Linked DNA regions of Homo sapiens: region 2 is linked to region 1. The links are chromatin loops, found by intact Hi-C in ENCODE. Cell type or tissue: mammary epithelial cell. All regions are shown on one strand. Each heading gives the region's core, and the rest is flanking DNA. Links, peaks and the distances in the headings are about the cores only. Region 1 holds the start of TMEM270 (transmembrane protein 270). Region 2 overlaps MLXIPL (MLX interacting protein like).

Evidence for each region. Hi-C counts contacts between places; a loop is a spot of excess contacts. Peaks named below come from ENCODE experiments on the same cell type or tissue, not always from the same donor. Only the 100,000 strongest peaks of a DNase experiment are listed, where the experiment ranks them.
Region 2: a loop joins it to region 1, with 11 times the contacts of the local background. A loop is called at or near these places in 56 of 110 quality-filtered maps.

The regions. Positions count from the first base shown.
Region 1 is chr7:73,847,257-73,862,358 of GRCh38, reverse strand. TMEM270 (transmembrane protein 270) reads right to left here and starts at 1,200. Exons shown (of 3, transcript NM_182504.4): 1 at 1,093-1,200. The coding sequence starts at 1,164. RefSeq lists enhancers at 6,170-6,229, 6,350-6,559, 6,151-6,650 and a silencer at 10,772-10,831. In mammary epithelial cell, for the core only: a CTCF peak has its summit at 6,630 (motif pointing right); DNase peaks (open chromatin) are centred at 6,738, 10,668 and 11,368; H3K4me3 peaks cover 278 bases; H3K27ac peaks cover 2,302 bases; H3K27me3 peaks cover 150 bases.
Region 2 is chr7:73,605,767-73,620,868 of GRCh38, reverse strand. It overlaps MLXIPL (MLX interacting protein like), which reads left to right. Exons shown (of 17, transcript NM_032951.3): 2 at 4,692-4,798; 3 at 13,197-13,279; 4 at 13,449-13,538; 5 at 13,851-13,895; 6 at 14,758-14,959; 7 at 15,101-15,102. Among named protein-coding and RNA genes, the nearest start is that of MLXIPL, 11 kb to the left of the region's middle. RefSeq lists an enhancer at 12,747-13,330. In mammary epithelial cell, for the core only: CTCF peaks have their summits at 4,778 (motif pointing left) and 7,770 (motif pointing left); DNase peaks (open chromatin) are centred at 6,398 and 7,928.

The DNA of each region.
Region 1 (15,102 bases), core at 3,437-11,436:
CGAGGTGGGTGGATTACGAGGTCAGGAGTTTGAGACCAGCCTGGCCAATGCGGTGAAACCCTGTCTCTACTAAAGATACAAAAAATTAGCTGGGCGTGGTGGCGCACGCCTGTAATCCCAGCTACTTGGAAGGCTGAGGCAGGAGAATTGCTTGAACCTGGAGGTGGAAGTTGCAGTGAGCCGAGATCGCACCATTACACTGCAGCCTGCGCGACAGGGCAAGACTGCATCTGAAAAAAAAAAAAAGAGAGAGAGATGAATGAGCCAGGCGCAGTGGCTTATGTCTGTAATCCCAGCACTTTGGGGAGCTGAGGCGGGCAGATCACAAGGTCAGGAGATCGAGACCATCCTGGCTAACAGGGTCTCTACTAAAAATACAAAAAAAAAAAAAAATTAGCCAGGGATGATGGCACGTGCCTGTAGTCCCAGCTACTTGGGAGGCTGAGGCAGAAGAACTGCTTGAACCCAGGAGGCAGAGGTTGCAGTGAGCCGAGATCGCACCACTGCACTCCAGCCTGGGCAACAGAGCGAGACTCTGTCTCAAAAAAAAGAAAAAATGAATGGGAAAAACAATGATTCACCCATAGGAGTGACCCTCAATAGAGAAAATGCTGCCAGGTGCGGTGGCTCACACCTATAATCCCAGCACCTCAGGAAGCTGAGGTAGGAGGATCATGTGAGGCCAAGAGTTGGAGACCCGCCTGGGCAACGTAGTGAGACACCATCTCTACAAAATACAAAAATTAGTCAGGCGTGGTGGTGCACACCTATAGTCCCGGCTACTTGGAGGCTGAGGGGGGAGGATTGCTTGAGACCGGGAGTTGGAGGCTGCAACGAGCTGAGCCGGCACCACTGCGCTCCAGGCTGGGCGACAGAGCGAGACCCTGTCTCTAAATAAAGAAAAGAAAAGAAAATGTCAGCACTGTAGTTTGGAGTGGGGCTTCTGGGAGATGTCAGATTATTCTGGAAGGCAGGCAGCCACCTCGTTCCACTGGATGGGACAGGCAGGGCTTGGGCCCGGCAGCTCTGAGGTGGCTCTGTGAAGGGCCTGGTGTGTGGTCCCCACCCCACTTACCCCCAGCCCCCACTCACCAGCACTGAGAGCCTCGTAACCTGCAACAGGATCCCCAAAAGGCTGGATCTGACTGGAGGAAGGGCCTCCATGTCTGGCCTCCCCCACCTACTCCAGCTGGGAGAAGCAGGGTGACCTCACAGATGCCACAGGGTGGGGACCAAGTTACCATGGGGACCCGGTTGCCGCCAGTGACCCACTGCCTTTACCTGGCTCCTGCCGCTCCACTGCTTCCTCTGAAACCTCAGTCCACGTCTGAGCCCAACACGGCCAAGGAGGTCTTAGAGCAAAGCTTCCTTCGGGTCGGATTTCCCCAGATCTTGGAACAGGAATCAAGTGCCGCCTAGGAACGGGGTTCATGCCTGGATTCCCAATGCTTTGGGAGGCCAAGGTAGGAGGATCGCTTGAGGCCAGGAGTTTGAGACCAGCATGGGCAACATAGCAAGACCCTGTCTTACAAAAAAACAAAAAAAGAAAAAAATTAACCAGCCTTGGTCATGCACACCTGTAGTCCCAACTACTCAGGAGTCTAAAGTGGGAGAATCGCTTGAGCCCAGGAGATAGAAGTTGCAGTGAGCCAGGATCACTCAAGCCTGGGTGACAGAGCAAGACCCTATCTCTAAACAAAGAAAAAAAATTGAAGGGTGATGAGTTTATTTGGGGAGTGGGCCCTGCAAGCATCCATAGGAAGTCAGAAAGTGAGGCAAGGGGCCAGGCACAGTGGCTCACACCTGTAATCCCAGCACTTTGGAAGGCCGAGGCAGGCAGATCACGAGGTCAGGAGTTTGAGACCTGTTGGGAACAGGCCCCCAAAATCTGGCCATAAACTGGCCCCAAAACTGGCCATAAACAAAATCTCTGCAGCACTGTGACATGTTCGTGATGGCCATGACACCCACGGTGGAAGGTTGTGGGTTTACCGGAATGAGGGCAAGGAACACCTGGCCCACCCAGGGCGGAAAACTGCTTAAAGGCGTTCTTAAACCACAAACAAGAGCATGAGTGATCTGTGCCTTAAGGACATGCTCCTGCTGCAGATAACTAGCCAAACACATCCCTTTATTTGGGCCCAATCCCTTTGTTTCCCATAAGGGATACTTCTATGGGAATCTAATCTAATCTATAGTTAATCTAATATCTATAGAAACAATGCTAATGACTGGCTTGCTGTTAATAAATACGTGGGTAAATCTCCGTTTGAGGCTCTCAGCTCTGAAGGCTGTGAGACCCCCTGATTTCCCACTTCACACCTCTTTATTTCTCTGTGTGTGTGTGTGTGTGTGTGTGTGTGTGTGTGTGTGTTTAATTCCTCTAGTGCTGCTGGGTTAGGGTCTCCCCAGCCAAGCTGGTCTCAGCAGAGACCAGCCTGACCAACATGGTGAAACCCCGTCTCTACTAAAAATACAAAAAAAAAAAAAAATTGGCCTGGCATGGTGGCGTGCACCTATAATCTCAGCTGCTCAGGAGGCTGAGGCAGGAGAATTGCTTGAACCCAGAAGGCAGAGGTTGCAGTGAGCTGAGATCATGCCACTGTACTCCAGCCTGGGCAAGAGAGTGAGACTCTGTGATAAAAAGAGGGAAGGGGAGGGGAGGGGAGGGGAGGGGGAGAGAGAGAGAGAGAGAAAGAAAGAAAGAAGAAAGAAAGAAAAAGAAAGAAAGAGAAAGAAAAAGAAGGAAAGAAAGAAAGAGAAAGAAAAGAAAGAAAAAGAGAGAAAGAAAAAGAAAGAAAGAAAGAAAAAGGAAGGAAGGAAAGAAAAGAAAGAGAAAGAAAAGAAAGAGAGGCAAGGACAGATGAGTTCATGAGCAGGGTTTGAGTTCAGACAACCGGGGCTGATCCCCAAAATCCCCTGGAAAATGGTGCAGAACGCACCTCAGAGTCACCCCACCCAAGGAGCATGAATACTGGGGTATTTATCTTCCATGACCTGTCTGCTTCCTGTTGGACATTAACTCCCGCTGAACCTCCAATCTTACCAGCACAAACACCAGAGAAAGCCCTCCAGCAGATGGTCGGGTGGGGGTCTTGCAGCAGGCGGCTCAAGCAGTGTGCATGGAAACTAAGGCAGAGGACTCTGGGGTAGGGACAGCAAAAAGGAATCCAGAACAAATAAACCCCTAGACATGTGATGATGGGAGCCTTGACCAGGGCTGAGGCCCTGGAAATGGAGACAACAGATGCCAGAAATCTGTAGCAGGTACAACAGATAGAATTGGAGGATGTCAAGACCCACGATGATCTGAGACGTTGCCCAATTTCATGCTAACAAGTTAGCCAACCAGAGCTCCACAGCTGCCACAGGAAGACATGAGACTCCCAGGTCAGAGATCAAAGACAATGTTACTCATGGCAATAGCAGTGAACTAGGTTATAAGCATTTTCCATTCATTCCTTGAGCTCCAAATCCCACAGGGTGATATGACAAGGGCCAGATGATGCCTGGCAGTATCTGAGGTGGGTGTGTTACAGGAGAGGTGGCTTGAGTTTAGGGAACCCAAATCTTTTCTTTTCTTTTTTTTTTTTTTTTTTTTTTTTTGAGATGGAGTCTTGCTCTGTCACCCAGTGCAGTGGTACAATCTCGGCTCACTGCAACCTCCACTTCCCGGGTTCAAGCAATTCTCCTGCCTCAGCCTCCCAAGTAGCTGGGATTATAGGCGCCTACCACCATACCCGGCTACTTTTTTGTATTTTTAGTAGAGACAGGGTTTCTCCAGCTTGGCCAGGCTGGTCTCAGACTCCTAACCTCAGGTGATGCACCCGCCAGCGCCTCCCAAAGTGCTGGGATTACAGGTGGGAGCCACCTCGCCCAGCCTTCTTTTTTTCTTTTTTTGAGATGGAGTCTCACTCTGTCGCCCAGGCTGGAGTGCAGTGGCACCATCTCCACTCGCCGCAACTTCCGCCTCCCAGGTTCAAGCAATTCTCCTGCCTCAGCCTCCCGAGTAGCTGGGATTACAGGCTCGCACCACCAAGCCCAGCTAATTTTTGTATTTTTAGTAGGGATGGGGTTTCACCATATTGGCCAGGCTGGTCTCGAACTCCTGACCTCAGGTGATCCGCCTGCCAGCGCCTCCCAAAGTGCTGGGATTACAGGCATGAGTCACCGCGCCTGGCCAGGAAACCCAAATCTTTTCTAATGTGCAGTAAGCAGGGCTGCCTTTTGCCCCAGAAGGAGACATTATGTCTTCCAAGGTTGTCTGATATACAGATATCCTAGAAAAGAAAGTCCAGGGCAAAAGGCAATCCATTAGTGCCTCACTCACAAGACATACAGAAATGTGAAAGACACATAGACAGAGGCATCCCAACAGAGGAATGAACAGGAAAAGAAGTAAAGCGAGACAGGGGTCAGGGATACCCCCAACCCAGAAGACTTGAGTGAAAGGCAGAAAGTAGCGCTGCCCACCAAGTGGGGGCGGGGAAGAGAAGGAGTAGGTTTGGGGAGAGAGGCAAAGGGATTGCTGGGGGTCAGAAGGTGGTGGCTGAGCCGGGTGCAGTGGCTCACTCCTGTAATCCTAGCACTTTCAGAGGCCAAAGCAGGTGGATCACTTGAGGCCAGGAGTTCAAGACCAGCCTGGGCAGCATGATGAAACCTGGTCTCTACCAAAAATATAAAAATTAGCTGGGTGTAGTGGTGCATCCCTGTAATCCCAGCTACTCAGGAGGCTGAGGCAAGAGAATCTCTTGAACCCGGGAGGCAGAGGTTGCAGTAAGCCGAGATCAGGCAACTGCACTCCAGCCTGGGTGACAGAGCAAGACTCCATCTCAAAAAAAAAAAAGAAGGGAAGGAAGGAAGGAAGGAAGGAAGGAAGGAAGGAAGGAAGGAAGGAGGGAGGGAGGGAGAAAAGAAAAGAAAAGAAAGAGAGGTGGCTGAGACTGGGATTTGCAGTTTGTTTTCCCTCCTCTCTTTGGTTTGCCACCACCATCACCTGGTATCCCTGTCCCCAGAACTCCACTGCCACAGAGGCTGAGCTGATATCTCCAGCCTCATACTGACCACACTCCCCGTGGTCAGTGTGGGAGCTAGAGCAGAAGAGACCTCACTCTGTCCCACAGCCCCTATGGGCAGCCCCATGGGAATGCTAGGCACATGTCTCAGTCCCAGCTCTAGTCACCTGCCCTTCCCTGCCCCCACCAAAGCCCTGGTCTTAGTCCCCAAGCTAGACTCCAGCCAGGGCTCTTTGTGGCTCTGTGGCTGCCCAGACCACAGGAACAGGTGCCCACAGAAGCCTGGATACCTAGTGTCAGAGGTCAGGAGCCTCCACTGGGGTGTGAAACCGACTCAGGATGTCCCCTAAGCTAACTGAGGGAGAGCAGTCCCAACCACGCAGGTCCACAAGCCAGAAACCCCGGGATCACCTTCTCATCTTCCTGCCTTCTCCCCTTCCTGCCAAGCCACTTCTGAAGGCAAGGGCCACGAACCTGCCTCACTGCTGCATCCCATGCCTAGAACGGTGCCAGGGGCACAGAAGGAGCTCTGTGTAAATTTGTTGAATTAAGAAATGAAAGCTGGCTGGGCACAGTGGCTAATGCCTGTAATCCCAGCACTTTGGGAGGCCAAGGCTGGTGGATCACCTCAGATCAGGAATTCTAGACCAGCCTGGCCAACATGGCGAAACCCTGTCTCTACTAAAAATACAAAAAAATTAGCCGGACGTGGTGGCACGTGCCTGTAATCCCAGCTACTCAGGAGGCTGAGACAGGAGAATTGCTTGAACCTGGGAGGCAGAGGTTGCAACCAATGAGCCAAGATCATGCCACTGCACTCCAGCCTGGGTGACAGAGCAAGACTCTGTCTCAAAAAAAAAAAAAAAGAAGAAAGAAAAGAAAAGAAAAATGACGGCTGGGTGCAGTGGCTCAGGCCTGCAATCCCAGTGCTTTAGGAGGCAGAGGTGGAAGGATTGCTTGAGCCCAGGAGTTTGAGACCAGCCTGGGCAATATAGCAAGACCCCATCTCTACAAAAAAATTCAAAAATTAGCCGGGCATGGTGGCATGTGCCTGTGTTCCCAGCTACTCAGTAGGCTGAGGCAGAAGGATCGCTTGAGCCCATGAGGTCGAGTCTGCAGTAAGCCTGATTGCACCACTACACTCCAGCCTGGGTGACAAAGTAAGATCCTGTCCAAAAAAAAGAAAGAAATGAATAACGGCCCTACCTACCAGGTTGCACCTGAAGGTAGCAGGACCTGCTGTGGGAGGAGCCTCCAACGTAGATCAATCAACTGGGAGCCTTGAACCCTCAGTCCAAAGCTTCCCCCCGCTCGCGCCCTTCTCTTTCTTACTCAGCACCAGGTTCAAGGCCATCCATGCACCATTGCTCTGTGTGGCTTTGGAGTTTCACTTTGCAGGGCAGCAGGGAGGACCAGGCGGGAAACCCCAGTTATCAGTAGCCGCTGCCTTGCACAACGCCGCGGGGAGTGGGGCGCCGTTCACCGGCCTCTGCCCTTCTCCGCCCCAGGACCCAGGATGAGAGGAGAAGCAGGAAGCCCACCTCTGAGGTCTGCCAGCCTGGGTACCCATCGGCTCTCAGGTGCGCCCCCTGAGGGTGCAGGACTGCAGCGCGGCCGCACGGGGGCAGCAGACACCGGGGCGCGCCTGGGCGCCCCGCGCTAGTGGGTGGAGAGTTCCCAAAGACTCGCTTGGTCCCCAAGCCCTGCGAGGCCGGTTTCCCGGTAACAGCAACGTCGCGTCATCCCCAGGAGTTTGCCCTGTGCAGGTCTCGTCATGCCTGGGTTGCTGGAGGCAAAACCACGGAGAAATGATCAGGACCAAAATCTTTTTTTATGTCATGTTCCTAAGTTAAAACTTCATTTCGTTTCAAATCTTCACTTTTTTTTTTTGCCAAAAAATACGCAAAAAGGATAAATATGTCTGTATACTTATTGGAGCTTGGTGTTTCTTCTTTCTGTTTTTTGTTTTTGTTTTTAAATATTTTAGAGAGGGGGATCTTGCTATGTTGCCCAGGTTATCTGGAACTCTTGGCCTCAAATGGTCCTCCTGCCTCAGCCTCCTGAGTAGCTAAGCTACAGGCATGCGCCACCATAACCGGCTATTTGTGTTTGTGTGTGTGTGTGTGTGTGTGTGTGTGTGTGTGTGTGTGTGTGTGTGTAGAGATGGGGTTTCACTAAGTTGCCCAGGCTGATCTCAAACTCCTGAACTCAAGGGATCCTCTCACCTCAGCCTCCCAAAGTGCTGGAATTACAGGTGTGAGCCACCACTCCTGGCCTGCATTTTTTCTTTCTGAAGATGGTTTTACCCAAGCCAATTACATGCGAAAATAATGATCAAAAAGCAATGAAAGTATGAAGGACCGGATCCTGGTTAAAGAAATAGATTCAGAGATGACAAACTTGGGTTTGAACTGAGCTGCTACAAGAGCTCCTGCCCCAAATTTCATTATCTGTAAAACTGGAAAATACTTAGAACCAGGCAGGGAAAGTTGCGGGGAGAAACCAATGAAATAGAGCCTGTGAGGGGCAGCGTATGGGAGCTGATAAGTAATGAAGTCGGTATCTGTGAAGGAAAAGGAACTCAAGAATTTTTCAAAACAAAATAAGCTACAAATGGGACAAAATTGCTTTCAAATAAGTGCAAACTTGTAAAAAAGAAACCACTCAGGGTGCAAAAATTTTATTAATTCACAAACCAATGTGTGGAAATCATTATTGCAACCAGTTTTCAGGCAATTCACTTGGACATGATTTTCACCCGACATGGAAATTCACATGGGAATTCACATGGAATTCACCCGACATGATTTTGAAATTTGAATTTTAAAAAGCTCACTGCCAAATGTAAAGAAAAATCTTTGCTTCCTTAAAATTAATTCAAAAATTTTTGAATAAAAATGAATGGAAATACTTTAAAAATGTTTTAAAAGGGATATAAAGTCGTCAAACCATCCCATGGTTCAAAAACATTATTCATCCCAAAATAAAGTGCCGAGAAATGGACAAAAAAGCATAAATGCAGGCCGGACACAGTGGCTCACACCTGTAATCCCAGCATTTTGGGAGGCTGAAGGAGGATCGCTTAAGCCTAGGAGTTCAAAGCCAGCCCTACAGCATAACAAGACCCCTGTCTCTACCAAAAAAAAAAATACAAAAATTAGGCAGGAGTGGTAGTGAACACCTGTAGTCCCAGCTACTCAGGAGGCTGTGGTGGGAGGATTGCGTGAGCCCAGGAGGTGGAGGCTGCAGTGAGCTGTGTTTGCGACACTGTACTCCAACCTGAGTGACAGAGCAAGACTGTGTCTCAAAAATAAATACCTAAATAAATTTGAAAATAATCAACATATAACAAAAAGCAATGGAAATTATTCATAACATTCACCAATTCATTTATCAACCAATTTGTTCAGAACCAAACTTTTTAGACATTTGTTTTCTGCCAGCTCACCTAGACCTTTCTCTGCGACATTCTCCCAGCACCCCTGCCCCATCCTCATCCACTCCCTCTTTCTCTAGTTGCTCTTTTTATTTTTGTTTTTGTTTTGTTTTGTTTTGTTTTGTTTGAGACAGTCTCACTCTATCACCCAGGCTGCAGTGCAGTGGAACATTCTTGGCTCACTGCAACCTTTGCTCCCAGGTTCAAGCGATTCTCCCACCTCAGCCTCCCGAGTAGCTGGGACTACAGGCGCACACCACCAGTCCCGGCTACTTTTTGTATTTTTAGTAGAGATGGGATTTTTACCATGTTGGTCAGGCTGGTCTTGAACTCCTGACCTCAGGTGATCCACCTGCCTTGACCTCCCAAAATGCTGTGATTACAGGCATGAGCCACCCCGCCCAGACTCGCCTCAGCTTCTTGAGTAGACTACAGATGCATGTCACCAAGGCTGGCTAATTTAAAAAAAAATTTTTTTTTTGTAGAGGCAGGATCTTGCTATGTTGCGCAGGCTGGTCTTCAACTTCTGGCCTCAAGCAATCCCCCTTCTTCAGCCTCCCAAAGTGCTGGAATTACAGGTGTGAGCTACCACGCCCGGCATCTACCTGCTCTTTTGTCTCATGTCCTAAAGCAAATGTTTCCAGGACATTTCCTAGGGTTTCACAAAGTTAGAAATAAAATAAGAAAAAATAAAATGTTCCTCAAAGCCCCCTCACCTCTCTGTTTAAACCATACTGTGGGTCGGGCACAGGGGCTCACACCTACAATCCCAGCACTTTGGGAGGCCAAGGCAGGTGGATCACCTGAAGTCAGGAGTTCGAGACCAGCCTGGCCAACATGGCGAAACCCTGTCTCTACTAAAAATGCAAAAATTAGCCGGGTGTGGTGGTGCATGCCTGTAATCCCAGTTACTCAGGAGGCTGTGGCAGGAGAATCGCTTGAACCTGGGAGGCGGAGGTTGCAGTGAGCCAAGGTCACGCCACTGCACTCCAGCCTGGGTGACAGAACAAGACTGTGTCTCAGAAAAATAAATAAATAAATAAATAGTAAACCATATTGTTGAAAGAAGTCCTGCAGCCCCTCACGGCCACCACCAGCCACCGCCACTGCCCTGGCCCAAGTCACCAAGCAAAGCCAAAAGCTGTGAGAGCCTGGGGGAAATGTTTGCAACGCTGCAAACAGTATCCACAATCTGAAGTATCCAAGGAACTCTTACAAATCAGTAAGATAAAATTAAATGACCCACATGGAATTTTGGTTAGCCAGAAGGAGTGAGTTCAAGACATGTGTTGTACATCACACTAACTATAGTTGATAACAATCTCGTGTACACTTGAAAATTGCTGGCTAGGCACTGTTGTTCAAGCCTGTAATCTCGCTCAGCACTTTGGGAGGCCAAGGCAGGTGGATTGCTTGAGCTCAGGAGTTGGAGACCAGCCTGGGAAGCATATTGAGACCTTGTCTCTATTTAAAAAAAAAAACGCAAAAATTAGCCAGGCATGGTGGCACGCACCTGTGGTCCCAACTACTTGGAAGACTGAGGTAGGAGGATTTCTTAAGCCCAGAAGGCAGGGGTTACAGTGAGTGGAGATTGCACCACTGCACTCCAGCCTGAGCAACAGAACAAGATCCAGGCAGGAGGGAGGGAGGGAAGGAAAGAATGAAGGAGGGAAGGCGGGAAGGAGGGAAGCAGGGAAGGGAGGGAGGGAGGGAAGGAAGGAAGGGAAAAGAGAGACAGAAAGAGGGAAAGGAAAGGAAAGGAAGAAAGGAAGAAAGAAAGAGAAAGAAAGAAAGAAGGAAAGGACGGAGGGAGGAAGGAAGGGAGGGATAAAAGAGAGAAAGAAAGAGAGAGAGGAAGGGAAGGAGGAAGGGGGAAGGAAGGGAGGAAGGAAGGGAGGAAGGATGGAAGGAAGGGAGGAAGGTTGCCAAGAGAGTAGATTTTAAATGTTCTCACTGCAAACTAATGATATGAGTATGTGAGGTGATGCATAAGTTAAAGGGCTTGCTTAGTCATTCAACAATACATCCCTATATCAAAATGTCATGTCATACACCATTAATATATACGGTTGTTCCTTGTCAGTTAAAAATAGGGAAAGGGAAAAAAATCAAACGACCCAATGGAATACAACAGCAAAAGCCATTCACAGAAAAGGAAACTCCAGGAGCCAATAAACTGATGGAAAGAGGTTCAACCTCATTAGTCATTAGGGAGGAATGCACATTGAAACCACAGTGAGATATGATCTCACCCTCATTTGCAAAAACAAAAAAGTCTACAGCACACGTGCGTTGATGACTCTGTAGGCTAACCAGAGTCTCAGACACTGCCTGTACCCTGATTCAGTAGTGCCCTTCTGGTTTTTAGTCTCTGGGTGCCACCCATGGTAAGAATTGTATTAAACAGCCTGGACGCAGTGGCTCACATCTGTAATCCCAGCACTTTGGGAGGCCAAAGTGGGAAGATCGCTTGAGGCCAGGAGTTGGAGACCAGCCTGGACCACATAGGGAGACCCAGTCTCTATGAAATATTTTTAAAAATTAGCTGAGCATAATAGTGCATGCCTGTCAACTCAGCCACTCAGGAGGCTGAGGCAGGTGGATCACTTGAGCCCAGAAGGTTGAGACTGTAGTGAGCTAGGATTGTGCCACTGCACTCCAGCCTGGGCGACAGAGTGAGATCTTGTCTCTAAAAAGAAAAAAAAAGAAAAAAAAAGTATTGCACAAAGCTGTTCATTAAACACACATGTGAAACTGAAGCAAGAGCCTAACAAAACAATAATTACTCCTACTACATGCAGTATGCTCTTCTAATATCTGTTCATTCTATTTCACAACCAGCTGAATTGTTTTCACTACCCTCCAGTGGGTTAAAGCATTCCTTCCAGAAACATCCACTTGTGAACAAAGAGACATGTGCATGGCAATGTTATTTCCTATCCCCAGGAAAGGGGAGCTGTATCAGCTGGGTGTGTCAGCTTGAGGCTTGAGGGATGACTAAGCGGTGGTGAAAACGAACCCAGTCCGCAAGCATCAACACAGAAAGAGCTCATAAATGGCTGGGCATGGGGGCTCATGCTGGTCATCCCAGCACTTTGGGAGGCCAAGGCGGGCAGACCACTTGAAGTCAGGAGTTTAAGACCAGCTGGGTAACTTGGTGAAATCCCATCTCCACTAAAAAGACAAAAAATTAGCCGGGCCTGGTGGTGCATGCCTGTAGTCCCAGCTGCTCGGGAGGCTGAGGCAGGAGAATCGCTTGAACCCAGGAGGCGGAGGTTGTAGTGAGCCGAGATCGCGCCTCTTCACTCCAGCCTGGGCGACAGAGCAAGACTCCATCTCAAAAAAAAAAAAAAGCCACTGAAGCAGAGTTGAAGGAAGAGTGGGGCAACATGGCAAAACCCCACCTCTACGAAAAATACAAAAAAAAATTAGCTGGGTGTGGTGGTGCACGTCTGTAGTCCCAGCTGCTCGGGAGGCTGAGGTGAGGGGATTTTCCCGGCTGGAAAATAGTGCAAAGGCCCTGTGATAGCCTTGGCACAGTCCAGGAACAGCAGAGGCCAGAGTGGCGGATCAAGGAAAAGAGACGCTACAGATAAGGAGAGGAAAGAAGCTGGATTTTAGGTTTTAAGCAGGGGCGTAAACTCATCAGATGGATACTGTAAAAACGCCACTCTGGCTGGGCTCAGTTTGTTAACTATTGAAACGCTCATGAAGAAATACATGGGGAGTTATTACACTAGTCTCTTCTTTTGTGTGTGTTTGAGATTTTCTTCTTCTTTTTTTTCTTTTAGTTTTTTCAGACAGAGTCTTGCTGTGTTGCCCAGGCTGAAGTGCAATGGCGTGATCTTGGCTCACTGCAACCTCTGCCTCCCCGGTTCAAGTGATTCTCCTGCCTCAGCCTCCCAAGTAGGTGGGATTACAGGCATGCACCACCATCCCTGGATAATTTTTGTACTTTTAGTAGAGACAGGGTTTTGCCATGTTGGCCAGGCTGGTCTTGAACTCCTGATCTCAAGTGATCCACCCACCTTGGCCTCCCAAAGTACTGGGATTACAGGTGTGAGCCACCGCACCTGGCTGGTGTAGTTTGAGTCCACAGGATTTGCTGATGAACAGGGTGCGAGATGGGAGAAAAACAGCTTGAGCTGAGCCCCTGAGTGCAAGGTGGTTCAGGGGCATTTGCAGAGACGGGCCCTGAAGAGGAGCAGATTTGGGAGTGGAAAGAATCACTCTCGGGTCTGGGCTCGTTGCCAGACCTGTGGCCTCCAAGGAGATGTCAGTTTCATGGCTGGGTGAACAAGTCCAGAGTTCAGGGGAGAGCCAAGACTAGAAGTCATCAATTTGGGAGTCACCCACAAATAAACAGTATTTAAAACCACGGGACTAGATGAGATCACCTAGGAAGTGGGTGTACACAGAGAAGGAAGAAGACCCAGGACAGAGCCGGGGGCCTCTCCTAAGCTTAGAGGTAGGAGAAGAGCAAGGAGGAGGCGGTGAAGAAGATGAGGTAGGAAGAAAACTCCAAGGAAGGGAAGTTGCCATCTGGTCCTCAACAGCCCCCACACCCCATCAGCACCAAGGTCACCCCCTCCTCAGCAGCCCCTGACTCTTGACACTCCAGCTCTTGCCAAGTAACTGCAACAGCCTCGGAACTTGCGGTTCACCCAGCTGGCTCTCCCTGCCGCCTTCTGGAGCCATCTTGGTAAAATGCAAATCTGAAGCCACAACTCCCCATTACACATTCAGGGTTAGAAAGCACGTCCATAGACCAGGCGTGGTGGCTCATGCCTGTAATCCCAGCACTTTGGGAGGCCGAGGCAGGCAGATCACCTGAGGTCAAGAGTTTGAGACCAGCCTGGCCAGCGTGGCAAAACCCCATCCCTACTAAAAATACAAAAAAAATTAGCTGGGCGTGGTGGCACATGCCTGTAGTCCCAGCTACTTGGGAGGCTGAGGCAGGAGAATTGCTTGAACCCAGAAGGCAGAGGTTGCAGTGAGCCAAGATTGCACCACTACACTCCAGCCTGGGCAACAGAGTGAGACTCCATCAAGAAAGGAAGGAAGGAAGAAAGGAAGGAAGAAAGGGAGGGAGGGAGGGAAAGGAAAGGAAAGGAAAGGAAAGGAAAGGAAAGAAAGAAAGAAAGAAAGAAAGAAAGAAAGAAAGAAAGAAAGAAAGAAAGAAAGAAGGAAGGAAGGAAAGAAAAGAAAGAAAGAAAAAGAAAAGAAGGAAGGAAGGAAGGAAGGGAGGGAGTCCATAGCCTGGGGACCAAGCTCTCCATGGCCTGGGTCCTGCACACATCAAAATGGACACCTGTAACATTCCCCGCTCATCACACAGGTGCACATGAAGGAACACACGCCCTCACACCCCAGGAGCAGCACAGGAGCCCGCACTGTGGCAGGCCAGGTCTCCCCAACAACTGTTTCAGTACTGACTGAGTGGTTAATTTAAATATTAAAAGCCAGTGCCCTTATACAAAGGCTGGGATGTAACAAAAGCCCACCAAGAGTTTTGCCCAGGCCTTTCCTGGGCCTTAAATCACGACAAAATAATGAAGGAATTCTTAACAGGACCATTTAGAATTAAGCAAGTTTTATTTTGGGTCTGAAGAAACTCCCCAGGCCTCCACAAACAAATTTATTGGCGGTCTGAAGGAACTCCTCAAACCTCCATGATTTAGCAGGAGATAACAGGAATCACCCCAGCACCTGGACCCATTTAGATAAGTAAATTTACTGAGGTTCCAGAGGAAGAGCTTCGGGACTCAGACCTTAGTCATGGATTAAAAGAAATTAATCACTTATGTCTTCAGATGAATGCACACTTACACATAGACGTATAGCTTAGAAGGTGTATAAGCTCTGGAAAACTTTGTAACTTTGAGTTAGTCGGGTGATAATTTCCACGCCTTCTCCCTGTAAACGGTTACAGAAATAAAAACTCTCTTCCTCCCCAGTTTGTGTGCATCTCGTTATTGGGCCACAAGAAGTAGCAGCCCGACCCTCAGTTTGGTCTGGGAACAGTACCACAAGCCATTCTCCCCTCCCTCCTTCCTGGATGGAAAGCTCACACCCCACACCTGAGCCTCAAAGTGCCAGATCACAGTTTCCCAGCTTCTGTGGCTTCTGGAAATACCCTCCTCCCATAGAAAGAAAGAGAAAGGCCAGGTAGGTTCCTCACACATGTAATCCCAGCATTTTGAATGCCAAGGAGGGAGGATGGCTTGAGCCCAGGAATTGGAGACCAGCCTAGGCAACATAGCAAGACCCCATCTCTACAATTTTTTTTTTTTAATTAACCAGGCTTGGTGGCAAGCACCTGGAGTCCCAGCTACCCAGGAGGCTGAGGCAGAAGGATTGCTTGAGCCCAGGACGTAGAGGCTGCAGTGAGCTAGGATTGTATCACTGCACTCCAGCCTGAAAACAGAGCAAGACCCCTCTCAAAAAAATAAAATTAAAATTAAAAATATAAAGGACAAAAGGGAGAGAGGGAGGGAGGAAGGGAGGGAGGGAGGGAGGGAAGGAGAAACAAGGAAAAGCTCCTGCCATTCCTAGCCTACTTTGGGCTTTGTTTTGTTTGTATTTTTTTCTTTGAGATGGACTCGCTCTGTTGCTAGGCTGGAGTGCAATGGCGCAATCCTGGCTCACTGC
Region 2 (15,102 bases), core at 4,737-12,736, 240 kb after region 1:
ATGTTGGCCAGGCTGGTCTCGAACCCCTGACCTCAAGTGATCTGCCCACCTCAGCCTCCCAAAGTGCTGGGATTACAGGTATGAGCCATCGTGTCCTGCCTTTTTCTTTCTTTTCTTTTTTTTTTCTGAGACGGAGTCTCACTCTGTCGCCCAGGCTGGAGTGCAGTGGCGCAATCTCAGCTCACTGCAACCTCCACCCAACGGGTTCAAGCAATTCTCTGCCTCAGCCTCCTGAGTAGCTGGGATTACAGGCGCCTGCCACCACATCCGGCTTTTTTTTTTTTTTTTTTTCAGTACAGGTGGAGTTTCACCATGTTGGCCAGGCTGGTCTTGAACTCCTGACCTTGTGATCCACCCGTCTCGGCCTCCCAAAGTGCTGGGATTACAGGTGTGAGCTACTGGGCCCAGCTCTTTTCTTCTTTTAATAGTTTTTGTTGTTGTTGTTGTTGTTTTTTGTTTGTTGTTGAGACAGAGTCTCGCTGTGACACTCAAGCTGGAGTACAATGGCATGATCTCGGCTCACTGCAACATCCGCCTCCTGGGTTCAAGCGATTCTCCTGCCTCAGCCTCCCGAGTAGTTGGGATTACAGGCACGCACCACCATGCCCGGCTAATTTTTGTATTTTTAGTAGAGACGGGGTTTCTCCATGTTAGCCAGGCTGGTCTTGAACTCCTGACCTCAGGTGATTCGCCTGCCTTGGCCTCCCAAAGTGCTGGGATTATAGACGTGAGCCACCGCGCCTGGCCCTATTAATAGTTTTAAATAGAGATAAGGTCTCACTGTATTGCCCAGCTGGTCTTGAACTCCTGGGTTCAAGCGATCCTCTCCCCTCAGCCTCCCAAAGTGCTTAGGTTACAGGCCCACCACTGCTCCTCATCAGACTTTTCTATTGGTCATAACAAGTTTTTGTTTTGTTTTGTTTTGTTTGTTTGTTTTTTGAGACGGAGTCTTGCTCTGTCGCCCAGGCTGGAGTGCAGTGGCGCGATCTTGGCTCACTGCAAGCTCTGCCTCCCGGGTTCACACCATTCTCCTGCCTCAGCCTCCCGAGTAGCTGGGACCACAGGCACCTGCCACCACGCCCAGCTAATTTTTTGTATTTTTAGTAGAGACCGGGTTTCACTGCGTTAGCCAGGATGGTCTCGATCTCCTGACCTTGTGATCCACCCATCTCGGCCTCCCAAAGTGCTGGGATTACAGGCTTGAGCCACTGCGCCCAACCAGAATTTACTTGTTTTTTATGAGTCGGGTTCCCACTCTGTTGCCCAGGCTGGAGTGCAGTGGTGTGATCACAGCTCACTTCAGCCTTGAACTCCTGGGCTCAAGCGATCTTCCCACTGCAGCCTCCTGAGTAGCTGAGACTAGAGGTTTGCACCACCATGCCCAGCTAACTTTTTTTTTTTTTTTTTTGAGATGGAGTCGCTCTCTGTCGCCCAGGCTGGAGTGCAGTGGCACAATCTCGGCTCACTGCAAACTCCGCCTCCCGGGTTAACGCCATTCTCCTGGCTTAGCCTCCCAAGTAGCTGGGACTACAGACGCCTGCCACCACGTCCGGCTAATTTTTGTATTTTTAGTAGAGACGGGGTTTCACGTTGTTAGCCAGGCTGATCTCGAACTCCTGACCTCAGGTGATCCACCCACCTCGGCCTCCCAAAGTGCTGGGATTACAGGCATGAGCCACTGTGCCTGGCCCCAGCTAACTTTTTAACTGTAGAAACAGGGTTGCACTATGTTGCCCATGCTGATCTCAAACTCCTGGCCTCCTACAGTCCTCCTGCCTCGGCCTTCCAAAGTGCTGGGATTACAGGTGTGAGCCATCCCCAGCCAGTCATAAAAAGTTCTTGAACCCTAGCGTTACGCTCTTCCTCCAGGCTGAGTCTCTTCTCTCACAGCCCCAAATCCTTTTCTTCCTCCTGGGCTTGGATATTGTCACTGTCACATCTGCTCTAACCCTGCCTGGGCCATGAACGTCATAACCTTAGCATGGAAGCGGGAGAGAAGGCAGGCAGGTCAAGGGTGCGACACGGGGTGATCAGAATGGGCTGGGAGGTTGCTGGGATACAGACAGGGACAACAGACTCAGGAGTCCCCCACCAGGTGCCACAGAAGAAGCTGGCCCAGGAGGTAGCAGAGTCTCCCCCCACCCCCACCTCCATGTCTCCCTACCAAACAGATGGTGTTTATCTAATTCTCAGAGGGAGGGGCCCAGCCAGTGGCCCAGAGAGCTGGGCTGTGTATCTTATTTGGGTAATGAGGCCTGTTGTCCCTGGTGGGGAGGGGGCAGTCCCCCACCCCCACCCCAAAGCAAACACAGGAACTTGGAGACCAGGGAGGAGAGAGGGCCCAATGACCAATGCACTCAAGTAGGGAGAGGCTGCGGAGTCAGACTGGCACCCACCCACATTTCACCCCCAGAATGTAGGAAAGACCCCTGGAGGAAGCAGGTATGGTTTTCTGAAAGACTAAGCCTTGGGGGCCAGGTGCGGTGGCTCACGCCTGTCATCCCAGCACTTTGGGAGGCCAAGGTGGGTGGATCACTTGAGGTCAGGAGTTCGAGACCAGCCTGGCCAACATGATGAAGCCCCGTCTCTACTAAAAATACAAAAGTGAGCTGGGTGTCATGGCATATGCCTGTAATCCCAGCTACTCAGGGGGCTGAGGCACGAGAATCATTTGAACCTGGGAGACGGAAGTTGCAGTGAGCCAAGATCATGCCACTGCACTCCAACCTGGGTGGCAGAATGAGGCTCCATCTCAAAAAAATGAAAAAATGGCTAAGACTTGGGGCCTCAGCCTTCCCATCTGAGATCTGAGTAAGGGATGCAAAAGGCGGGCTAGAGGGGACTGGTACACAACCCTGGCTTGTGGATGGAGACGAGAGAGGGAGGGAGAGACTAGCAGGGGGTCTAAGACCCTGAATGTCTTGGCCTCCTGGCTCAGCTTCCTGGAGGCAGAAGACTTGGCCTGTGCCTAGCAGGACCCTCACCAGTGTAAGCTCTTCCATCCAGTGGATTTTTTTTTCCTTCAAGACAGGATCTTGCTCTGTTGCCCAGGCTGGAGTGCAGTGGCGTGATCATAGCTCACTGTAGCCTCAAACTCCCGGGCTGAAGAAATCCTCTGACCTCGCCTCCCTAGTAGCTAGGACTATAGGTGCATGCCACCACACCCGGCTAATTTTAAAATTATTTTGTAGAGACAGGGTCTTGCTATGTTGCCCAGGCTGGTCTCAAACTCCTTGGCTCAAGCGATCCTCCCGCCTTGGCCTCCCAAAGTGTTGGGATTACAACCGTGAGCTACCGCGCCCAGCCCATCCTGTGGATTTGATGGACAGCTAGGGTTAGAGTGAGGGTGCTCTGTCTCCATGAATACCATTTGCTCATCCTAGCGGCCTTCCTTTGGGATCTGTTGGTTCATTGTCTTCTGTGCAGCCCTGAGAAGAGCACACCTTCTCGCTGAGTCCAGGTTGCCACCCTGGGATTCTGGGCATGGCAGACACCAAAAGGACTGTACCATGAAGGCAGTGACTGCCACTCTCTATAAAGAGGCACCCTCGGCTGGGCATGGTGGCTCACATCTGTAATCCCAGCACTTTGGGAGGCCAAGGTGGGCAGATCACTTGAGGTCAGGAGTTTGAGACCAGCCTGGGCAACATGGTGAAACCCCGTCTTTACTAAAAATACCAAAAAAATTAGCTGAACGTGGTGGCGCACAACTGTAATCCCAGCTACTCGGGAGGCCGAGGCACGAGAATTGTTTGAATCCAAGAGATGGAGGTTGTGGTGAGCTGAGATCTCACCACTGCACTCCAGCCTGGATGACAGACTGAGACTCCGTCTCAAAACCAAAAGCAAACCAAAAAAAACCAAACCAAACCAAAACAAAACACAGAGGCTCCCTCTCTACCAGGCAAACCATGGCCATCCCCTTTGCCTCTCCTGGGCCTAAGGAGGCCTGAGTGACCTCGGACCTGCCCCTTTCCTCCCTGACTCTCAGGAAGGTCTTTTTTTTTTTTTTTTTTTTTTGAGACGGAGTTTCACTCTTGTTGCCCAGGCTGGAGTACAACGGTGTGATCTCAGCTCACTGCAACCTCCGCCTCCCAGGCTCAAGCAATTCTCCTGCTTCAGCCTCCTGAGTAGCTGGGATTACAGGTGTGCGCCACCACAGCCAGCTAATTTTGTATTTTTAGTAGAGACAGGGCTTCAGTATGTTGGACTAGGCTGGTCTCGAACTCCTGACCTCAGGCGATCCACCCGCCTTGGCCCCGCAAAGTTCTGGGATGACAGGCGTGAGCTACTGCACCCAGCCCAGGAAGGTCATTTCTTATTCTCTTAAATGAGAAATGGGCCTGAGCACTGTCCCCAGCCAGCCTCCAAGACACACCTGTGAGGCCACTGGACATTGTTGCTTCCAGGGCCGAGCTGATCCACAGGTTTCAGCGTGGCTTTTGTTCTGCAGTAGACTGACAAACAGGTCTCCCCAGGGAACACAGGGGCCGCTGGTGGGAGTCTGGAAGGGGATTTTGAAGGTCTGACTCTCTGGATAGGAATTTCAGGCAGGTTGGGTTGGGGGGCCAGATTTGGAGGGGCCCCTCAAATGCCAACCATAGATGGATGCCTAGTGCATGGGGAATATGGGGACCAGCCTCTGTGGCAGCACTGCATCTCCCTAACCCTACTCCTCTCCCCTTTGACAGTGGCAAGCTGGTGTCTCCCAAGTGGAAGAATTTCAAAGGCCTCAAGCTGCTCTGCAGAGACAAGATCCGCCTGAACAACGCCATCTGGAGGGCCTGGTATATCCAGTGTGAGTGGCTACCACCAGCCTCCCAAGCCGGGAGGGACTGCCCCCTCCAACCCTCCTGCCAGAGGGTTCTACATGGTGGCTGCCCAGGAAAATCCCCGGGGTCCTCAAGGCCAGCACTAGCAGAGTTCTGCCAACCTTTTTTTTTTTTTTTTTTTTTTGAGACACAGTCTTGCTCTGTTGCCCAAGCTGGAGTGCAGTGGTGCCATCTCGGCTCACTGCAACTTCCGCCTCCCAGGTTCAAGCCATTCTCCTGCCTCAGCCTCCCAAGTAGCTGGGACTGCAGGCACCCACCACCACTCCCAGCTAATTTTTGTATTTTTAGTAGAGACGGTTTCACCATGTTGGCCAGGCTGGTCTTGAACTCCTGACCTCAAGTGATCTGCCCACCTTGGCCTCCCAAAGTGCTGGGATTACAGGCGTGAGCCACCACGCCTGACCCTGACAGCCTTTTAGGGGGAGACCAGGCCCCCAGCACCAGGACTCCTGAATAGCTCCTGACCTCCAGCGGGTCTCGGGGAATAGGTCCCAAAGGGTGTTTCCACTGTGAAGCTGGGCACAGCAGAGGTCACCCCTCAGTAGCACTAGGGTAGGCTGAGATTTGAGGTACAGTTCAAAGCCCATTTTGCATCCCATTAGCATAGTTGGGTGCCTTGAATGCGAGGGTAAAAAGGGCCATTAGACACTAGCGGGGCCAACTGCATCACTTTGTAAATGGAGAAACTGAGGATCCCGCATGGGTCTCCACCAGCCTTTCATTGAAGTCCTTCCTGAATATCCAGTAGGTGCCCACCATGGCCAATTGGGCAGAGGGGATCCAGAGAGGCCATGCCATCTCGTGGAAGGAACTCTGGACTTAGAGTTGCCCAGAGCTAGTTCCTCCACCCCGTCTCTGCCCCTTGCTGGCTGTGTGACTTCAGGCTAGTTGCCTAGCCTCTCTGAACTTGTTTCCTTATCTATAAAAACGAGGCCACGGTGGCTCACACCTGTAATCCCAGCACTTTGGAAGGCCAAGGCGGGCAGATCACAAGGTCAGGAGATCGAGACCATCCTGCCTAACGCAGTGAAACCCGGTGTCTACTAAAAATACAAAAAATTAGCTGGGCGTGGTGGCGGGTGCCTGTAGTCCCAGCTACTCGGCAGGCTGAGGCAGGAGAATGGCGTGAACCTGGGAGGCGGAGCTTGCAGTGAGCTGAGATCGCGCCGCTGCACTCCAGCCTGGGCGACAGGGCGAGACTCCGTCTCAAAAAAAAAAAAAAAAAAAGGGCAAAACAAAAAACGAGGCCAATAGTCCTAACTTTCATGGTTGGTGTGGAGATAACAGGTATTCCAGGGTGTTGCCACTAAGTTGGTATCCAATACATGATGTATCCTTAAGGAGGTCACATTCTCATTCATTTGGGAACACCCCACTCCCCATGGCAGGGCAGCAGAGGCAGAGAGGACTTGGATCCGCCAGCCCTGTGTTGGGACCTCATTCAGGTCAGGTTCTGCTGCAGGATCAAAGGCTGCACTGAGCTGGGAATGCAAAGCCCAGGAGAGACCACACGCAGTATTCTCTGTCCTCGCCCCGCTGGATTTCATCCAAGCAGGGAGAGGGTGTGTTTTCTGGTTTCCATTTATCTACATGCCAGGCACTTTCGTGAATCACCTTATTTAAGGCTTCCTAGCAACCCTGGGAGATAGGTTTTATTACCGCCATGTTATGGATGAGCAACTGAGGCTCAGAAGGCAAGTGACATATTCAGGTTCACAGAGCGTAAAAGAAGCAGAGCTGGGGCTGGCTGGAAGTCCACAGTTCCCCAACTCCAAATTATGGCGGTGGGGGGGGTTTGTTTGGTTTTGTTTTGTTTTTTAATACGAAGTTTCGCTCATGTTGCCCATGCTGGAGTGCAGTGGCGTGATCTTGGCTCACTGTAACCTCCGTCTCCCTGGTTTAAGAGATTCTCCTGCCTCAGCCTCCTGCACCTCTCCTGGGGCAAGAAGAACTTTCCACTTTGTATTGTCTCGTGTTGTTTGTTTACTTCCCTTATCTCTCCCACTAAGCTGTGGGCACCAAGTAGCTGGGATTACAGGCACCCGCCAAATTTTGTATTTTTAGTGGAGACAGGGTTTCACCATGTTGTCCAGGCTGGTCTCGAACTCCTGACCTCAGATGATCTGCCCGCCTCAGCCTCCCAAAGAGCTGGGGTTATAGGCGTGAGCCACCACACCCAGCCTGCAGAAGAAATTTCTGATGGCAGCTGAGGCATGATGTCACCTGGGGTCCTCACCCAGACACACTGATCTCCAGCTATTGCACAAGTTGCTGGAAGGACCCCAGGTTCGGAATCAGACAGAGTGAGGTTTCAGTCCAGCCCTAGCATGTCCTAACTGTGTGGGCTTGGGAAATTCTCTAGCCTCCCGGAGTCGAAGCTTGCTATTTGTGAAAATGGGAATGACAGGTCCTATTTGTTTTTTCTTGGTTTTCTTTTTTTTGAAACAGTCTTGCTCTGTCACCCATGCTGAAGTGCAATGGCACGATCTCGGCTCACTGCAACCTTCACCTCCCAGTTCAAGCAATTATTGTGCCTCAGCCTCCCAAGTAACTGGGACTACAGGCGCATGCCACCATGCCTGGCTAATTTTTGTATTTTTAGTAGAGACGGGGTTTCACCATGTTGCCCAGGCTGGTCTTGAACTCCTGGCCACAAGTGATCTGCCCACCTCGGCCTCCCAAAGTGCTGGGATTACAGGCATGAGCCACCGCGCCCGGCCAATAGGTCCTATTTCTGAGGTTCACTGAGTTTTCAGTGAGATCATCTGTATCTCACTGTCATAGTCATAGCAGCACGTGACACACATACAACAAATGTCAAGACCCCTCCTCCTCCCTAAACGCCAAAGGTTTGAAGGTGGGCTTCACGGGAGTGGGGAGGAGAAGGGCTTACTTGGCTTGACGCCACTAATGTCGGGCCTTAGGGCTCAAGCAGGAAGGGCTCTGCCACCCCCTGCAGGCTCCTATCCTCTAAGATTCTTCCTTTCCTGATCCAACAGTCATACTCCCACACTCTGAAATCGTCTTGGTGTCCTGGGAGCTCCCTGGCACTTTGCACCGCTCCTGGGGCAAGAAGGACTTTCCACTTTGCATTGTCTCGGGTTGTTTGTTTACTTTCCTTATCTCTCCCGCTAAGCTGTGGGCACCCTGCCTGATTCATCCATGTGTCCTGTCCCAGTATCTGTCTCAGCATAGGTGCAAAGGGTTCCGCGGCTGAGTGAAGGGAAGAACTTATCAGTGTTAAACAAAGCCTGCCCCAGCCCCCAGGAAGCCACATGGTTACAGCCTTTCCATGAGAAACAGTCCAGAGGATGGGGTCTCTGGGCTGGGGAGGGGGGCTTCACTTGGCCCTGACTTTCTGAGAGCCCTGGACAAACTTTTTTTTTTTTTTTTTGAGATGGGGGTCTCACTCTGTTGCTCAGGCTGGAGTGCAATGGTGTGCTCTCGACTCACTGCAGCCTCCTCCTCCGGGGTTCAAGCGATTCTCCTGCCTCACCCTCCTGAGTAGCTGGGACTACAGGTGCGCACCACCACGCCCGGCTAATTTTTTGTATTTTCGGTAGAGACAGGGTTTCTCCATGTTGGTCAGGCTGGTCTCGAACTCCCGACCTCAGGTGATCCGCCCACCTCGGCCTCCCAAAGTGCTGGGATTACAGGCGTGAGCCACCGCGCCTGGCCTAACAAACTTAATTTTATTCTATTTTTTGAGACAGGGTCTCACTTCATCACCCAGGCTGGAGTGCAGTGGAGCCAACATAGCTCACTGCGGCCTCCAATTCCTGGGCTCAAGCAATTCCCCCACCTCGGCCTCCCTAGTAGCTGGGACTACAGGCATGCGCCCCCACACCCAGCTATTTTTTATTTTTAATTTTTTGTAGGGGCAGGGTCTCACTAGGTTGCTCAGGCTGGTCTCAAACTCCTGGCCTCAAGCAATCCTCTCAGTTCAGCCTCCCAAAATGTTGGGGCTACAGGCGTGAGCCACCACACCGTACCAGGACAAACTTCATCTTTGCTGGTGTTCATTTCCTCATCTGGAAAGCCAGGGGCAGACACACTTTGAGACCCTCCTTCCTTATCTAGCCCCCTGGGAGTCTATGCACCCAAGGACCCAGCCCTTTGTTTTCTGTCCAATCTGGGCTCAGAAACCAGGACAAAACCCCTCCTTCAATCCTATCAGTGTCCATTTTGGAGAATGCTTTATTTTATTTTATTTTTTTTTTTTTGAGACAGTCTCACTCTGTCACCCAGGCTGGGGTGCAGTGGTGTAATCTCAGCTCACTGCAACCTCTGCCTCCCGGGTTCAAGCAATTCTCATGCCTCAGCCTCCCAAGTAGCTGGGATTACAGGCATGCGCCACCACGCCTGGCTAATTTCTGTATTTTTAGTAGAGATGGGGTCTCACTATGTTGCCCATGCTGGTCTTGAATTCCTAGATTCAAGTGATACGCCGGCCTTAGCCTCCCAAAGTGCTGAGATTACAGGCGTGAGCCACCGTGCCCAGCAGATTTTGGAGAATGTTCTTTAGGACAGAACTTTGTAAATGATGCTAAAAAGCCCTAGTAAATTTCATGTTCCAGTGGTCCCCCTTCCTCTGTGTCCTCGTTTGTCCCAGAGGAAGTTGGCTGGGGCAGGAAGGGTCAGCAGTTGTTCTCTTTGTCAGAGCAGCCAGGAAAAGTCTCAGGTTGCCTCTAAGTAGACCAGCTGTGTGTCAAGCTCTGTGCCAAAGGCAGGAGCTGCTTTTACTCCCTGCAGCAAGGCGAGCATGTAAAGACCTGACAGGCCAGGGTGGAGGGGAGGTGGGCAGCGCTGTGGGCTTTGGCAGGCAGGAAGGCTTCCTGGAGGAGGCGCTATCCTGAATTGTGGGCAGAGGAGGGAAGGTAAGAGGGGCTTCCCTGTTAGAATAAGACCAGAAGGGCCGGATGTGGTGGTTCACGCCTGTAATCCCAGCACTTTAGGAGGCCGAGGCGAGCAGATCACTTGAGGTCAGGAGTTCGAGACCAGCCTTGCCAACATGGAGAAACCCTGTCTCTACTAAAAATACAAAAATTAGTGGGGCGTGGTGGCGCTCACCTGTAATCCCAGCTACTAGGCAGGCTGAGGCAGGAGAATTGTTCGAACCCAGAAGGCAAAGGTTGTGGTGAGCCAAGATCAGGCCACTGCACTCCAGCCTGGGTGACAGAGTGAGACTTCATCTTAAAAAAAAAAGGAAAAGAAAAGGTGGGCTGTGTGGCTTCAAGGTGAGGTGTATAAAGGAGACAGGGAGGCCGGGCACAGTGACTCATGCCTGTAATTCCAGCATTTTGGGAGGCCGAGGGAGGTGGATCGCCTGAGCTCAGGAGTTCGAGACCAGCCTGGGCAACATGGCGAAACCCTGTCTCTACCAAAAATACAAAAAACCAGCTGGGCATGGTAGCACATGCCTATAGTCCCAGCTACTCGGGAGGCTAAGGTGGGAGGATCGCTTGAGCCTGGGAGGTGCAGGCTGCAGTGAGCCAAGGCCGTAGCACTGTACCACTGCTCTCCAACTTGGGTGACAAGAGTGAGACCCTGTCTCAAAAAAAGGAGATGAGATGCTGAGAGAAGCAAGTGGTGGCCCAGTCATGGAGGAGGGGGACGGGTTTGGAAGCCAAGCCAAGGAGTGTGGACTTTGTCCCAGAGGTAGTAGGGAGCCATGGAGGGTTCCAGACCTGAACTGCACTTTAGAAAGAATTGTCCTGGCTGCAACTGGAAGATGAGCTCCGAGTGTGACACTGGAGTCAGGGAGGTCCCTGTGAGAAATGACACCAGGCCAAGGGGTGACACAGTGAGAGAGGATGGAGGGGAGGGGACAGCGGGAGAAATGTCACAGATCCTATGAGATTGAGATTTTTTTCTCAATTAGACCCGGAATATAACAGTCAGACCTGGAATGCTGGGAGTCAGTGGGGTTTTTGTGGCAAGTTTTGGGACATCCTAGGGAGGGTCCCCAGGCAGCTGGATATGAGGCTAGAGCAGGAAAGGGCCAGAGTGAGAGAGGCTGCAGGGTGGGCATTGCAAAGGAGTCAGTGAAAAGTGGTCAGGGGCTGGGAGCGGTGGCTCACGCCTGCAATCCCAGCACTTTGGGAGGCTGAGGCAGTCAGATCGCTTGAGCCCAGGAGTTTGACAACAGCCTGGGCAACATGGTGAAACCATGTTGAATTTTTTTTAAAAATTCACAGATTAGCTGGGTGCAGTGGTATACACCTGTAGTCCCAGCTACTCTGGAGGCTAAGGTAGGAGGATCACTTGCACCCAGGAGGCGGAGATCGAAGTACCCAAGATCCCTGCCACTGCACTCCAGCCTGGGCAACAGATTGAGACCTTGTCTCAAACACACACACACACACTCCATCCTGGGCAACAGATTGAGTCCTTGTCTCAAACACACACACACCAGCCTGGGCAACAGATTCAGTCCTTGTTTCAAGCATACACACACACACACACACACACACACACACACAAAGCGGCCAGGGCCCGGTGAGGTGGCTGACACCTGTAATCCCAGTGCTTTGGGAGCCTGAGTTGGGGGATCATTTGAGGTCAGGAGTTTGAGACCAGCCTGACCAATATGGTGAAACCACGTCTCTATTGAAAATACAAAAAATTAGCTGGGCGTGGTAACGCGTGCCTGTAATTCCAGCTACTTGGGAGGCTGAGGCAGGAGAATCGCTTGAACCCGGGAGGTGGAGGTTGCAGTGAGCTGGGATCGTGGCACTGCACTCTAGGCTGGGCAACAAGAGTGAAACGCCATCTCAAAAAAAAAAAAAAAAAAAAAAAAAGTGGCCAGGGAAGCTAGGAGATAAAGAAAAGCCTCGTGAGCCCAGGAATTTGAGGCCAGTCCTCAAAGCAACATAGTGGGGCCCTGTCTCTACCAAAAAATTAAAAATAACAGTAATAAAAAGGAAGAGGCCAGGCACAGTGGCTCACGCCTGTAATCCCAACACCTTGGGAGGCCAAGACAAGAGGATTCCTTGACCTCAGGAGTTCGAGACCAGCCTGGGCAACACAGGGAGACCCTGTCTCTACAAAAAATTTAAAAATTAGCCAGACATGGTGGCGTACACCAGAGGCTGAGGCGGGAGGATCGCTTGAGCCCAGGAGGTCAAGGCTTCAGTGAGCTATGATTGCGCCACTGCACTCTGGCCTGGGCAACAGAGCAAGAACCTGTTTCAAAACAACAACAAAAACAAAAAAGAGCCTGGAGTGTGTGTTGGGGCCAAGGGCAAGAGCCTGGGGAGAGGTCAGAATTAGAGACTGGGAGGGGAGGTGGAGGCCTGGAAGAGGACACATGTTGGTGGTCAGAAGTGAACCAAGGGTGGTTCTCTGCAATGAAAGTGGGTAGTGCCTAGCCTTCTGAGGCAGAGGACCCAAGGCTCTAGGCCCCTGGCCTGCCAGTCTAACCAGGACTTTCTTTTTTTCTTTTTTTTTTTTCTTTGAGATGGATTCTTGCTCTGTCACCAGGCTGGAATGCAGTGGCGTGATCTCACTGCAACCTCCACCTCCCAGGTTCAAGCGATTCTCCTGCCTCAGCCTCCCAAGGAGCTGGGACTATAGGCATGTGCCGCCATGCTCGGCTAATTTTTGTATTTTTAGTGGAGACGGGGTTTCACCATGTTGGCAGGCTGGTCTTGATCTCCTGGCCTCGTTATTCACCCACCTAGGCCTCCCAAAGTGCTGGGATTACAGGTGTGAGCCACCGCACCCAGCCCTAACCAGGACTTTCTGGAGGCAGCTCACTCTCTGTGGCCTATGGCCCCACAATCCATTCAGCAGTCTTTGCAAGTGTACCTATGGGGCTCCAGAGGAACCCAGAGAAGGTGTGGGAGGTTGGATTCACAGTGCCCTGTAGAGGAAGATCAGGCTGGGTGAGGTGGCTCAAGCCTGTAATCCCAGCACTTTGGAAGCCCGAGGCAGGTGGATCACCTGAGGTCAGCAGTTCGAGACCAGCCTGGCCAACATGGTGAAACCCCGTCTCTACTAAAAACACAAAAATTAGCTGGGCCTGGTCGTGGGCGCCTGTAATCCCAGCTACTCAGGAGGCTGAGGCAGGAGAATCGCTTGAACCCAGGAGGTGGAGGTTGCAGTGAGCCAAGATCACGCCATTGCACTCCAGCCTGGGCAACAAGAGTGAAACCCTATCTCCAAAAAAAAAAAAAAAAAAAGGAAGATCTAGGAGGCTAGAGCATCATCCGAGAAGACTTCCTGGAGGAGGCAGCATGGGCACTTAATCTGAACGTCAAAGGCCAAGCAGGATTTCGCAGGGTGTCACTTGAGTCCCAGTCCCCTGGGGTGAGGTGGGGGATGAGGAAGCTGGGTGCCCCTGACCTGGCCCCCTTCTCTCAGATGTGAAGCGGAGGAAGAGCCCCGTGTGTGGCTTCGTGACCCCCCTGCAGGGGCCTGAGGCTGATGCGCACCGGAAGCCGGAGGTAGCTGGGTTCTGGACCGCCTGCCCACCTGCCCACCTGCCCACCCACCAAGACCAGCCCCTGCCTCCTGTAGCCTTGCGCTGAGCAGACAGGGATGGGGTGAAGGGTGGGAGATGGGTGTGCGGTGCTCCCCTCTCTACTGATCCCCCTCCCCCGGCCCCTACCCCAGGCCGTGGTCCTGGAGGGGAACTACTGGAAGCGGCGCATCGAGGTGGTGATGCGGGAATACCACAAGTGGCGCATCTACTACAAGAAGCGGGTCAGTGGGGGAGGGCCAGGGAGGCCCCAGAGCTTTCCTCCTGCGGCTGCCGGCTACCGCCCGCCTCGGAAGATCCCTGGAAAGGGGATCCTGACCCCCGAGCTTGCGCCCCTCGGGCCCTCCATTCAGTCCCGGGCCGACAGCGCCACCGTGTGGCCACAGCGTCTCCTAGCGGCCTCCTTACCTAGGGGTCGGGTGAGCTCCTGATGGGAAATGGGGGATCTCATCGCTTGTGAGTAGAGGAGACTTTGGGGGGAAAGTGATGGAGGATGGGGCAAGGGATCCGGTGTCCAACTCTGTGTGTCCCTGCAGCTCCGTAAGCCCAGCAGGGAAGATGACCTCCTGGCCCCTAAGCAGGTGGGTGCTCTGTAAGTCCAGCAGGCAAGGGCATCCCTTTGCCCCCCAAGTAGATGGGAGGCAGAGTTGACAGTTTCCGCCTCAGTGGGCAAGACAGTGGCTGGGCATGAGGGTGGAATGTGGGATGTTACTGCCATCCTGTGGTTCATTTGTTGAGCTCTTCTCTTCTTGGGGGGTGAGGGTGAGGTGGTGAGAAGACCCCAGGTCATTGAGCAAGTGGTGGGAGGCATGGGAGAACAGAGGGACCAGGCCGGGCGTGGTGGCTCACGCCTGTCATCCCAGCACTTTGGGAGGCCGAGGCGGGTGGGTCATCTGAGGTCAGGAGTTCGAGACCAGCCTGGCCAACATGGTGAAACCCCGTCTCTACTAAAAATACAAAAATTAGCCGGGCATAGTGGCGCATGCCTGCAATCCCAGCTACTCAGGAGGCTGAGACAGGAGAATCGCTTGAACCTGGGAGGTGGAGGTTGCAGTGAGCTGAGATTGCGCCACTGCACTCCAGCCTGGGCAACAGAGTGAGACTCCGTCTCCAAAAAAAAAAAAAAGAAAAAGAAAAAGAAAACAAACAAAAAAAAAAACCAGAGGGACCAAAGAACTGGGGTCCCAGACAGGAAAAAATCTAAAGAGCAGGAAGGGGACCCCTGTATCTGCATCCTGGTCTATCTCCTGGGGGAAGTTCTTAGAGGCCAATGGAGTGATCTTGGCCTTTCAAGCAGCAAGCTAGGTCCACTAGGGAAAGGTGACAGAGGTGTGAACAGACAGACCCTCTGTCCTGCTGACCACTTGACCCTGGAGAGGGGTGATATGGAAGATCGGGGCAGTGGGAGCTCTCTAGCGGCTGCTGACGGCTCTGTCTCCCTAGGCGGAAGGCAGGTGGCCGCCGCCGGAGCAATGGTGCAAACAGCTCTTCTCCAGTGTGGTCCCCGTGCTGCTGGGGGACCCAGAGGAGGAGCCGGGTGGGCGGCAGCTCCTGGACCTCAATTGCTTTTTGTCCGACATCTCAGACACTCTCTTCACCATGACTCAGTCCGGCCCTTCGCCCCTGCAGCTGCCGCCTGAGGATGGTGAGGGTCTGAGAAAGGGCAGGGGAGAGGGGTGAAGGCCTGTGAGATTCCAGGAGGCCAAGGGAGGGATGGCTGGGGATGGGGGTGGGGACCCTGCTCCTCCCTGCCTGCTGCTGCTGATGTCGCCACTGCTGCCTCCAGCC